Regions from separate parts of the Homo sapiens genome. Here region 2 is linked to region 1. A link is an interaction called in ENCODE POLR2A ChIA-PET data of the cell type or tissue named here. Cell type or tissue: endothelial cell of umbilical vein. All regions are shown on one strand. Links, peaks and the distances in the headings refer to the core of each region. The heading gives the core; the rest is flanking DNA. Region 1 has its middle 64 kb from the start of STEAP1B-AS1. Region 2 has its middle 40 kb from the start of IL6.

Region 1 (5,390 bases), core at 225-5,224:
ATATTAAAAACTTCTTTTTTTTTTTTTTTTTTTTTGAGTCAGGGTCTCACTCTTTTGCCCAGGCTGGAATGCAATGACGTAATCACAGCTCATTGCATCCTTGACTTCCCAGGCTCAAGTGATCTTTCCACCTCAGCCTCCCAAGTAGCTGGGACTACAGGCACAAGCCATCATGCCCAGCTAATTTTTATTTTTTTAAATCTTTTTGTAGAGATGGTGTCCCATTGTGTTGTCCAGGCTGGTCTTGAACTCCTGGCCTCACGCGATCCTCCCACCTCAGCCTTCCGAAGTACTATTACAGGTGTGAGCCACTGCGCCTGGTCAAAAAATTCTAATCCTTAAGAGAGTAACACAAAGCCCTAAGGTAAATTACCTTGTTTATTATAGAATAAAGGTAGACTTAAAGGCAGGTACTTTCTTCTCCTAGCTCGCATTGCATTTAGTATTCAGTATAACCTGCTATTTATAAAGTTATCCAAAGGCATCTTGGCATGAACCAAACCACACAGACAAGATAACATCACTTCCCTGGGAATTGCTAAGCTTCCTTTGGTCTCTCCCCTGTCAGCAGAGGCAGAGAGGTGCTGCCTCAATCCTAGCATACTGGAGACATGATTTTTCCACTGCAAGTTGCATCCTATTCCATAGCCACATGGGATCCTGACAACTGAGGACTAAAGTAGACAGTGAGCCTCTGAGCAAATTCACTGTTGATGGGCTTGTCACTAAAAATTCACTTCAGTTGTACAGAACCAAACCAAGTATTACAGGAGAAGGGATTTGCCTCGCAACCAGAAAATAGACGTTACTCTCCATACTAGCCTTAGAGATTCTCAGCACTGCAGGACAATAAACATGAGCAGGTTGGACTCCTTGCCTGATGTGAGAATTCCTCTGCAGCATCCTTGTCAAATTCTCATCTATTGGTAGAAGTAGAATTGCTGGGTAGAAGAAAAGCACATTATTACCTTTATCGGCACTAAGAAATCACACTCCGAAAAGGTTATAACAAGTTATACTCCCTTCAATTAGGTTTTACGTTGTCTCCTATTCTCACTAATACCAGACATTCAACATTATGAGATTATTTAGTTTTGTCAAATCTGATTTACCAAATAGTATATCTGCATATATGCATACCTATATCATATAGAGTGGGTATTTTAATTTTTTTTTTTTTTTTGAGATGGAGTCTTACTCTGTTGCACAGGCTGGAGTGCCACTGTGCCATCTCAGCTCACTGCAACCTCGGCCTCCTGAGTTCAAGTGATTCTCCTGCCTCAGCCTCCCAAGAAGCTGGGATTACACACACACCACCACCATACCCAGGTAATTTTCGTATTTTTGTAGATACGGGTTTCACCACATTGACCAGGCTGGTCTCAAACTCCTGACCTCAAGTAATCTGCCGGCCTTGGGCTCCCAAAGTGCTGGGATTACAGGCATGAGCCACCACACTCGGCCTAATTTGTATTATTGATATTAGCAGGTTTATTGCTAATTAGTGTTTCTTCTTTGAGTTTTTCTTTTTCCTTATTTTTTTCTGTATAAGCCTTTGATCTGCTATGTATGTTGCAAATTTTTCCCCATCTTTCTCACTTGTTCTTTAACTTTGTTCAGAGTATATTCTGTCATGTAAATATTTTAAATTTTCATGTGGTCAAATATGTTGGTCTTTTAGGATTTCTAGGTTTTACACTGTGCTTAGAAAGGCCTTTCCTATCTCATGATGATAAAAATACTCATTCTTCTGGAGTTTTGTTGTCATCTTTTTGCAAATCATTTATTCATCTAGATAGAGCCTGAATATAAAGATCTAACTTTTTTCTTTCCAAATAGTTTAAAAGACCTCTTATACCTCCATTCTCCAATCTGAATAGCTGAATGAATGAGAGAGTGAAAAATAGTACTGGCAATTAGTTGAATGGGCTCTTACTGTTTTTCACCACCGCCTCAGATCCAGGACAAAGGGAAGGGACTGAATTCCCATTCTGCAGAGGTTACACCTCCCTCCTTATTTTGTCATATCTTCCCTGAGTCTATATAATAATTAGTTAGCAAAATAACATAATTGGAAAAAAAGCTTCTCTGAGATGTGTAGATACTTTCTCAAATGTGCACTGACTAAGGTCTTATCATAATTTTCTTAAGGAACAACTCTCTTTCCATCCTAAATGCCAGACCAATGATATGATCTTTGGCAATGTACTCTGGAAGAAATAAAGTAGCATCTCATTCATTCCTTGCTGTCTTCAGATGACAGTCTATGGAGTATGGGTGTATTTGTAGGGGTGAAAGTGACAAAAAAGAAGGCAAGCCATATGAAGATTATATCTGCTTAAAATTGACACGTTTAAATTTCTGCAAAGATTCCAGACACTGTTTTAAGACAGCTGAAAAACCACTAAACTATTCTGCCCACATGCCCCAAATATTCTATCTCACCATAACCCTCTTGGATTTACACATACCAAAATGCTCAAGGGCCATTTCCTGAATTTCTGCCAAATGTTCCGATAACACTTCAGCTTAGATTAATTCAAATTCCAAGGAAAACACCAAAGTGATTTATGACAAGGAAAAAGAGATATTTAAACTAAAAACATAATCAACAGTAATTTACAAACTGAAGATAATTTTATGTCACTACTCAATTTTGGAAAAGCAACTCTTGTAGGAATTTCCCTTCTCTCCCCCAGTGTACAAATAGCCAGACTTTTCATGTGGACATCACTATTTACAGTAAATGGAAGACCTTGCATCTCACTTCTAAAAATAGGTAAGATACTCTATAAAAGGATATGTCTCACTTCAAATAATCCCTTTTACTTATTAAAACAGGTATTTATATTTTATCATATAGAGATTATTTCTTTATGGAGTTAAAAAATGGATGGCCAGGTACAGTGGCTCATGCCTATAATCCCAGCACTTTGGGAGGCCGAGGCAGGAGGATGACTTGAGCCCAGGAGTTTGAGATCAGCCTGGGCAACATAATAGAACCCCACCTCTACAAAATAAAATTTTTTAAAAAAAGATGGATGTGTCACTTAACTTTGTTGAAGCTGATCTAAAGTTACAGGTTGGGCTGAAAATTATAAAATTCTAATTTATTTGAAAAATGTTAAAGTATCAAGTTAGCTTTTATCTTTGTAAGGATATTATTGCATCCTTCATTATACTGAAAAAAATTTAAGCTCCTATATTATTTTACTCATGATAAAAAATGGCTACATCAAAACATATTGGCAAATATACATACTTTGATAGATTTTATTAAGCAGTGGTCTTTCACCAATGATTATACAGTCATGCATCACTTAACAACAATGGGGATACATTCTGGTAAATGCATTGTTAGATGATTTTGTCATTGTGCAAACATCATAGAGTGTACTTACACAAACCTAAAGGGTATATAGCCTACTACACACACCTAGGTTATGTGGTATAGCCTATTGCTCCTAGGCTACGAACCCATTCAGCATGTGACTGTACTGAATACTATAGGCAATTATAACACCATGGTAAGTATTTATGTATCAAAACATAGAAAAGGTACAGTAAAAATATGGTATTATAAACTTATGGGGCTACTGTCATATATGCAGCCTATCATTGACCAAAACATCATTATGCAGTGTATAACTATTTTTTTAAATTCTCACTCTTATTTCATCCAAGTAGTTAAATTCTTAATGAATTTTGTCCCCAAAATTTGTAAAAAAGAAAAATATAGGAAAACAGTTCAGCTTATAATAGCGGCAGCAGAGGAGAGGGTTATAGCTTAGAAACTGGAAAGAATAGTTCTGTTAAAACAAGCAAAAGCAAAAGACATTTAAGTTACCAAGCAACTATGACAGGAAGATTGTGAGGCTGAGTGAAAATGATTGTTTAGGGTATAGCTTTAAAAATCAGCTGGACTTGTCACCATTTAAAAATAGATTCCAAGCAAAATAATAAAAACCCTTATTTTACAGTTACTATCTAGTCCGAACATTAGTTGCGTTGGGCAGAATAACAGCCCCCAAAGATAATGTTCAGTTCCTACTTGCTGGAACTTGTGAATATATTACTTTATGTGGCAGAAGGGACTTTGCAGATGTGATTGAGGATCTTGAGATGGTGAGATTACAATTGATAGTAAATTATAATATTATCTGTATTATCTAGGCAGGCCAAATGTAATTAGAAGGGTCCTTCTAAGAAGGAGGTAAAAGGGTCCAAGTGAGAGATGTGTTGCTAGAAGCAGAGTGTCAGAGAGAGGTTTGAAGGTGTTACATTACTGGCTTAGAAAATGGAGGGAGGGGCTTTGAGCCAAGGAATGCAAGTGATTTCTAGAAGCCAGAAAGCAAGGAAATGGATTCTCCCCTGGAGCCTCCAGAGGGAATACAGCCCTGCCAACACCTTGACTTTAGCCCAGTGAAACTGATTTTGGACTTTTGACCTCCAGAACCATAAGACAATACATCTGTGTTTTGTTAATGCTGCTAAATTTGTACTAATTTGTTACAGTGGCAGTAGGATACTAATATATTAGCGTAGCCCAAGCCATCTGTGAAATGAATACATTTGCACTCATTTGAACAAGAGACCTCCATATGGGTGTCACATCTCTCTATGTGAAGAGCTTTATGGAACAGTATTCTGGACAGGTAAATGCACAGGGCTAGCAGCCTAGAGGAAGTGTGGAAGGAAAAGAGTTGGAGAAGAACTGATGGGTACAAGGGACCACATTTGCAGTAGAAAAGGCCCAAGGTAAGGGGATGAAGGTCACTGTCGGATACCAGTGCCTCTGCAATGAAGGTTTCAAGGTGAAGACCAACTCCAGTAAAGAGCTTGGTGGAGATCCTGGTCCCTATGCTCATTTTTAATTTTTTTTCTCTTTCTTAACCAGCCAACAACAAAACATTTAAATGTATTTGCTGCACTTACAAATGTCTCTAGAAATATGTAATGCATGATTTCAAAATGGGCCTGAACAGTTGTCTGAGTGGGAGACAAACACAATTAGTCTGCGTCCCACTGCCTGGTGAGGTGGCCTGCTGGGGATCCATGGGGGCAGGCTGGTGGAGAACTGAGCTCTTCTTTCTGGCAGTCATTGAACACTCATTGAGGCCAAATACTATCACCCCTGGCTCAGACAGGACCCAGGGCTATTAGGGGAGAACAGAATGGCAGGTGCCTGAGGCTTTGAGTAAGGAAGGAGGCGCTCACCCACCTGCATACTGTCGCTGAGTCAGGCTGCCCCAGAGTGCGGGAATCAAGGGCAACACATCTCTGCTGCTCCTGCCATCACATGTTCATCCCTCCTGCGGCTGAAGTCACACAGGCCTCTAGGTGACCCGATCCTGGTGTCCCAGGCTCAGCTCTGTGTGGAGTCCACAGAA
Region 2 (5,390 bases), core at 300-5,299, 59 kb after region 1:
GAAAACATCAGATTACAATTTTTTTGTACAGAGTCTGGCTCTGTCCCCCAGGCTGGAGTGCAGTGGTGCAATCTCGGCTCACTGCAACCTCTGCCTCCTGGGCTCAAGCCATCCTCCCACCTCAGCCTGCCAAGTAGCTGGGACTCCAGGTGCGCACCACCACACCTAGCTAAGTTTTGTATTTTTTTGCAGAGACGGAGTTTCGCCATGTGGCCCAGGTTGGTCTTAAACTCCTGGGCTCAAGCAATTGCCCACCTTGGCCTCCCAAGGTGCTGGGATTACAGGCATGAGCCACTGCACCTGGCATCCTGTTGGTTTTAAACTTGTAAATAACTTTCAGATTTATCTACTTCTCTCTGACTCCACCACCAAGTCTCCACCACCTCCCATGTGGACAATAACTTTCTATCTGGTCTCAGGGCAAACTTACAACTAAACTATACTGTAGTAGGGTAAATGGAGTCCAAATATTTTAATGCTGTAAAGTGCAGAAGTATAATACTGTAAGGCTATTGAAAAATAATATTTTAAATTTTAAAACTTTTGTACTTACTAGATGTTTAGGCAACAAACTTACAAATGAACTGACCAAGTGTCAAATGATCAGAAAGAAGTCATTTCCCAGCCCCTACCAAAGAAGTAGAGTTGAAATGAGGGTGGAGGCCAATTGACCATGGTATTACATTCAATGTCATGTCATCGTGGGTGGAGTGTCCCCAAGTTTTTCTGTATCAAACAGGGTGTGATTCAAAAAGCATCATCATCACCATCATCACCATCATCATCATCACACCTGCTTTCCTGCACAGAATGTTCCTCAAAGTTTCCAAGTGACCCAGATGAAAACGAGAACCTGCACATGCCCAGAGAGGAAGCAGAAGCTTAACCAATCTGTGAAAAATTCGTCTAGGAATTCAGAAAACCTTTCGTAAATGACCATCTGGTTCAGGGGACACAGAATAGCAGAGTCAAGTGACACAAGAGGAGGAGACAGAAACTCCTAAAAGTCTGGCTGGGAGAAACTTGTCAAGCCCCGCATGGTCTTCTCATACTTTCAGGGGGCTCTTTCTTCTCTTCAGCTCTTCATCTTTCACTACCTTTCTCCTTGTTGGTCTTATCTGGGCAGAAATCCTTCTGATAAACCAAAGAATTAGAGACTAATTAAACCATCTCTTGGAATTGTGAAACAGGTCCATGTAATGAGGAAAAGTCTTCTCTAAGGGTAAATTTTAGGCTCTAAGACACTTGACCTGAGAATTATTTGGGAACCTGGAATTGCACCATCTAGGCATCTACTTGGTATAGTATCTGAATCAATTCATCAGTAACAGTCTCAGTTGTTCCAGTCCTTCTACACCTGGGCACTATGCTAGTGATTGATTTCACAGCTTCTTCTACATCCTGCTTTCCAGCTTGTATGCATTAAGGTACATTGTATTTGGAGATTTTTTAAAGATGTCTTTTGAAGTAAATGAAAATTCTCTTTCATGAGGCCCCACCAGGGCAAAAAACTTCTGCTGCCAGCATGTACTTGGGGCTGCTTTCCAAAAACTACAATAAAATCCATAATCTTAGAAATGGTGATAACTTTTATTTGATGTTTGAAACTATGGGACGGGTATAGGGAAGATAAACCCAACCTACCATATATGAGAAGATCAGTTCTCTAACAGGAAAACTGTAGTCTAATATAGCACATAAGTAAGACCACATAAATAATTAAAACCAAGTACTCAATCATTTTCACAGGTACTCAGTTCATGTCTACTTAATGCCACTAGAATAAATATGTCCTAGATATAAATGCAAAGCCTGTCTTCTCAACCAAACTGAAGATGTAGTGATTTATATACTTTATAATATAACCTGATAATAAGAAATACTTAATTTCTTTTAAAACTACCCAAATTTGTAGGCTTAAACCATGTGGAAAAGAGAGAATTTCAGATAAGAACTTACTTGAAGCAGCAATAAACAAAGAACAAAACATCAGAGAAACTCTTAATTACTTTTGAATAAAATGTGGGTCCTCGCAAAAGACTAAAAAAATTTATTCCTTCAACATCATAGATACTGACAGCAACATCTTATTCAATAAAAGATTTGCTTTTCCAACTCAGCCAGAACACCAGTTTCTTCTTCCTCAATTTAAACAAACTAAATAGGCTTGGTGATTAACCTAGGAGAACTGTTCCGTATAAGAATAGTGCCTTAGAACAACTAACAGGAGTGCCTTGTTGTATTAGCTCTGAGCAGAATTTCTATATTCCAAATAGTTATGAGATATGGTTGACTGATACAAAAACCACTATTTATCTGTGGTTCTCTTCTTTCTAAACTATACATCTCTGGACCCCATTTCACCCTCTTTGAATAGGAATTTCTGAAAGTAGATCCCAAGAATCTGTATTTTTAAAAGCACTCTAGGTGATTCTTGGATTCTTGTGTACATTAAAATTTGAGAGCTACTGAGTTAAGACTGTATATGTATACAGTCTTCATATTCCTCTTGGATTTCATAAAGTAATGAAATTTGTAACTTCTGTAGATATTGTAATCCTTATTTTCAAAAGAGGAAGCCAAATTCAGAATAATAGACAATTTGCCTAATCCCCAGTAACACAGCTGCCACATGACAGCAGTAACATTTGACCTAATTTTACTGATTTTTTTCTTGTGTTTTATGCACTGATAGAGGCTAAGTAACTTACCCAGGGTCACAGCTCTTAAGGGTATAGTAGGATTTGGGCCCAGGCAGTGTGGCTCCAGGCTGATAATCACTTCTGCCATGTTGCCCCAGAGTTAGTGGAGTTTATCTACCAACACAACAAAATAAGAAAAAGACAAACAAAATAGATAAAGCACAACAACTTAAAGAAGCAAATCACCAAAAAGTATATCTGACCATGAAACGCATGTAAATATATTCAGACTCATAAGCAAAGAAATGCTATATTAAACACTGAGCTACTACTTAATACCTATCAAGTTGACAAAAATTTTTGAAAGTTAAGTGCCCAGTCTTGGCCGTAATACTGAGAAATGGACCCTTGATTGCTGATGGGAAAGCAATCTGGTACCACCTTCTAGAAGGGCACTGTGGCAATGTCATCCAAAGTCTTAAAATGTGCCTACCCTTTGACCCTACGACTTCACTTCTAGGAATTTATACTGAAGAAAATGTCAAATGAGTGCAACGGTGTCTGTACAATCATACTCACTGCAATATTATATGATAGAAAAATAAAAATAATCTACATTTATAAAATTGAGCTAATAAAATCTATTAAGCTTAATAAAATAGTGTTGCAGAAAATGTTCTCGACATCAAAATATGGAGAGATGAATTTAACATATTGCCAAATTTAAAAATGTATAGAACATGCTGGGCGCGGTGGCTCACGCCTGTAATTCCAGCACTTTGGGAGGCCAAGGTTGGCGCATCACCTGAGGTCAGGAGTTCAAGACCAGCCTGGCCAACATGGTGAAACCTCGTCTCTACTAAAAAATACAAAAATTAGCAGGGCGTGGTGGCACACACCTGTAATCCCAGCTACTTGGGAGGCTGAGGCCAGAGAATCGTTTGAACCCCCGAGGCGGAGGTTGCAGTGAGCTGAGATGGCACCACTGCAATCCAGCCTGGGCAACAGAGTGAGACTCCGTCTCAAAAAAAAAAAAAAAAAAATGTGTAGAATAGGAAGCATGGTATGATAGCTCTTTCATAAAATAAATTTTAAAATGCCTAGAAAGATTAGATAGATAAATGAATGGATAAATATAGACATGCTAAAATAATAATAGTGGTGACTTCCAGGTACTAAGATTATGAATAGTTTTTCCCTTGTGCTTTTTGGTGTTTTCCAAATTTTTTCTGTTGAGCATGTTCTATAAATAGGGGGCCAACATTCGTTCTTAAGAAAAAGGGGGGAAGAAACCAGGAAGCATCTTTCCAGCCAAGGAATAGACAAAACACAGCATCAGATTGCTGGAGGGAAAGAGAACAGAACAGAACAAGCATGTAAATAAAGAGAGAAGGAGGAGTCCTTTCTCAGTAACAAGGGACAAACATTTGGCTTACTGCACACTCCTTTGATGAGAGGCTGTCTCTTTAGTAATGCAGCTGGCAAAAACTCTAAAAAAAACTTCGAAAGGGTGAGAATGAGATTTTTCATTCAAGAACTTGGCTGCCCCAACCCTGACTAGCACAGCACAAGAACAGGGCAGCATAAACACAGAAATGCAAGAAGAGATTTGAGCCAGGAGGAAAAGGAGGCAATTCTCATAACTATCTTTGAGCAAGAATTTGGTTCACCAGTGCCATAGTCAAGGAAGAATAGGAACTTGGTATCAGTACCCTACTGCAAATCATTAATAATGTATTATAGATAATTATGTGGAAGTTAACTGCAGAGTAAATTATATCAAGTTCTAATTCCACGGCATATGCTTCTTCAATCCCCCATGATCTTTCATGTTGCCTTCGGAGGTTAGGAATAGTGGCTCCTCTGCAAGTCTGGATGAGTTCTACCTGACATCACATCAACATTCTGGTGGCTGGATTCACAGACCTTCACAGAATGCTGCTTTAACAATGGAATGTTCTGGCCGGGTGCAGTGGCTCATGCCTGTAATCCCAGCACTTTGGGAGGCCGAGGCGGGTGGATCACGAGGTCAAGAGATCAAGACCATCCTGGCTAACACGGTGAAACCCCATCTCTACTAAAAATATGAAAAATTAGCTGGGCGTGGTGGCAGGCGCCTGTAGTCTCAGCTGCTCGGGAGGCTGAGGCAGGAGAATGACGTGAACCCAGGCGGCAGAGCTTGCAGTGAGCCGAGATTGAGCCACTGCACTCCAGCCTGGGGGACAGAGCAAGACTCTGCCTCAAAAAAAAAAAAAATGGAATTTTCTATCTCTGAGGGTTCTATAAGAAAAAAGATTCTGGCACAATGCCAGCACTCACTCATAAATTTTGTGTTTTGTTTGTTTGTTTTTGAGATGGAGTCTCACTGTGTCACCAAGGCTGGAGTGCAATGGTGCGATTCCAGCTCACCACAACCTCTGCTTTCCAGGTTCAAGCAATTCTCCTGTCTCAGCCTCCCGAGTAGCTGGGATTACAGGCACCCGCCACCACACCAGGCTAATTTTTGTATTTTCAGTAGAGACAGGGTTTCACCATGTTGGCCAGGCTGGTCTTGAACTCCTGACCTCAAGTGATCTGCCCGCCTTGGCTTCCCAAAGTGCTGGGATTACAAGTGTGAGATACCACACCTGACCTCCACTCATAAATTCTGTTGAATTTATATTGTAAGGCCTTTAAACAGGTGGTACTTTTGTCCTAATGGCTGGAGCTGAAGATTGGAGGTTGGAAGCAGGAGAGACAAAAAATAAA

Evidence for each region. ChIA-PET counts read pairs that join two places held together with the same protein. Peaks named below come from ENCODE experiments on the same cell type or tissue, not always from the same donor. Only the 100,000 strongest peaks of a DNase experiment are listed, where the experiment ranks them.
Region 2: POLR2A ChIA-PET joins it to region 1 with 5 read pairs; 7 of 35 experiments call an interaction of 5 or more read pairs at or near these places.

What each region holds. Positions count from the first base shown.
Region 1 is chr7:22,624,917-22,630,306 of GRCh38, forward strand. No RefSeq gene overlaps it. Among named protein-coding and RNA genes, the nearest start is that of STEAP1B-AS1, 64 kb to the left of the region's middle. In endothelial cell of umbilical vein, for the core only: no CTCF peak of the experiment used is centred there; a DNase peak (open chromatin) is centred at 2,495.
Region 2 is chr7:22,684,188-22,689,577 of GRCh38, forward strand. No RefSeq gene overlaps it. Among named protein-coding and RNA genes, the nearest start is that of IL6, 40 kb to the right of the region's middle. In endothelial cell of umbilical vein, for the core only: no CTCF peak of the experiment used is centred there; no DNase peak of the experiment used is centred there.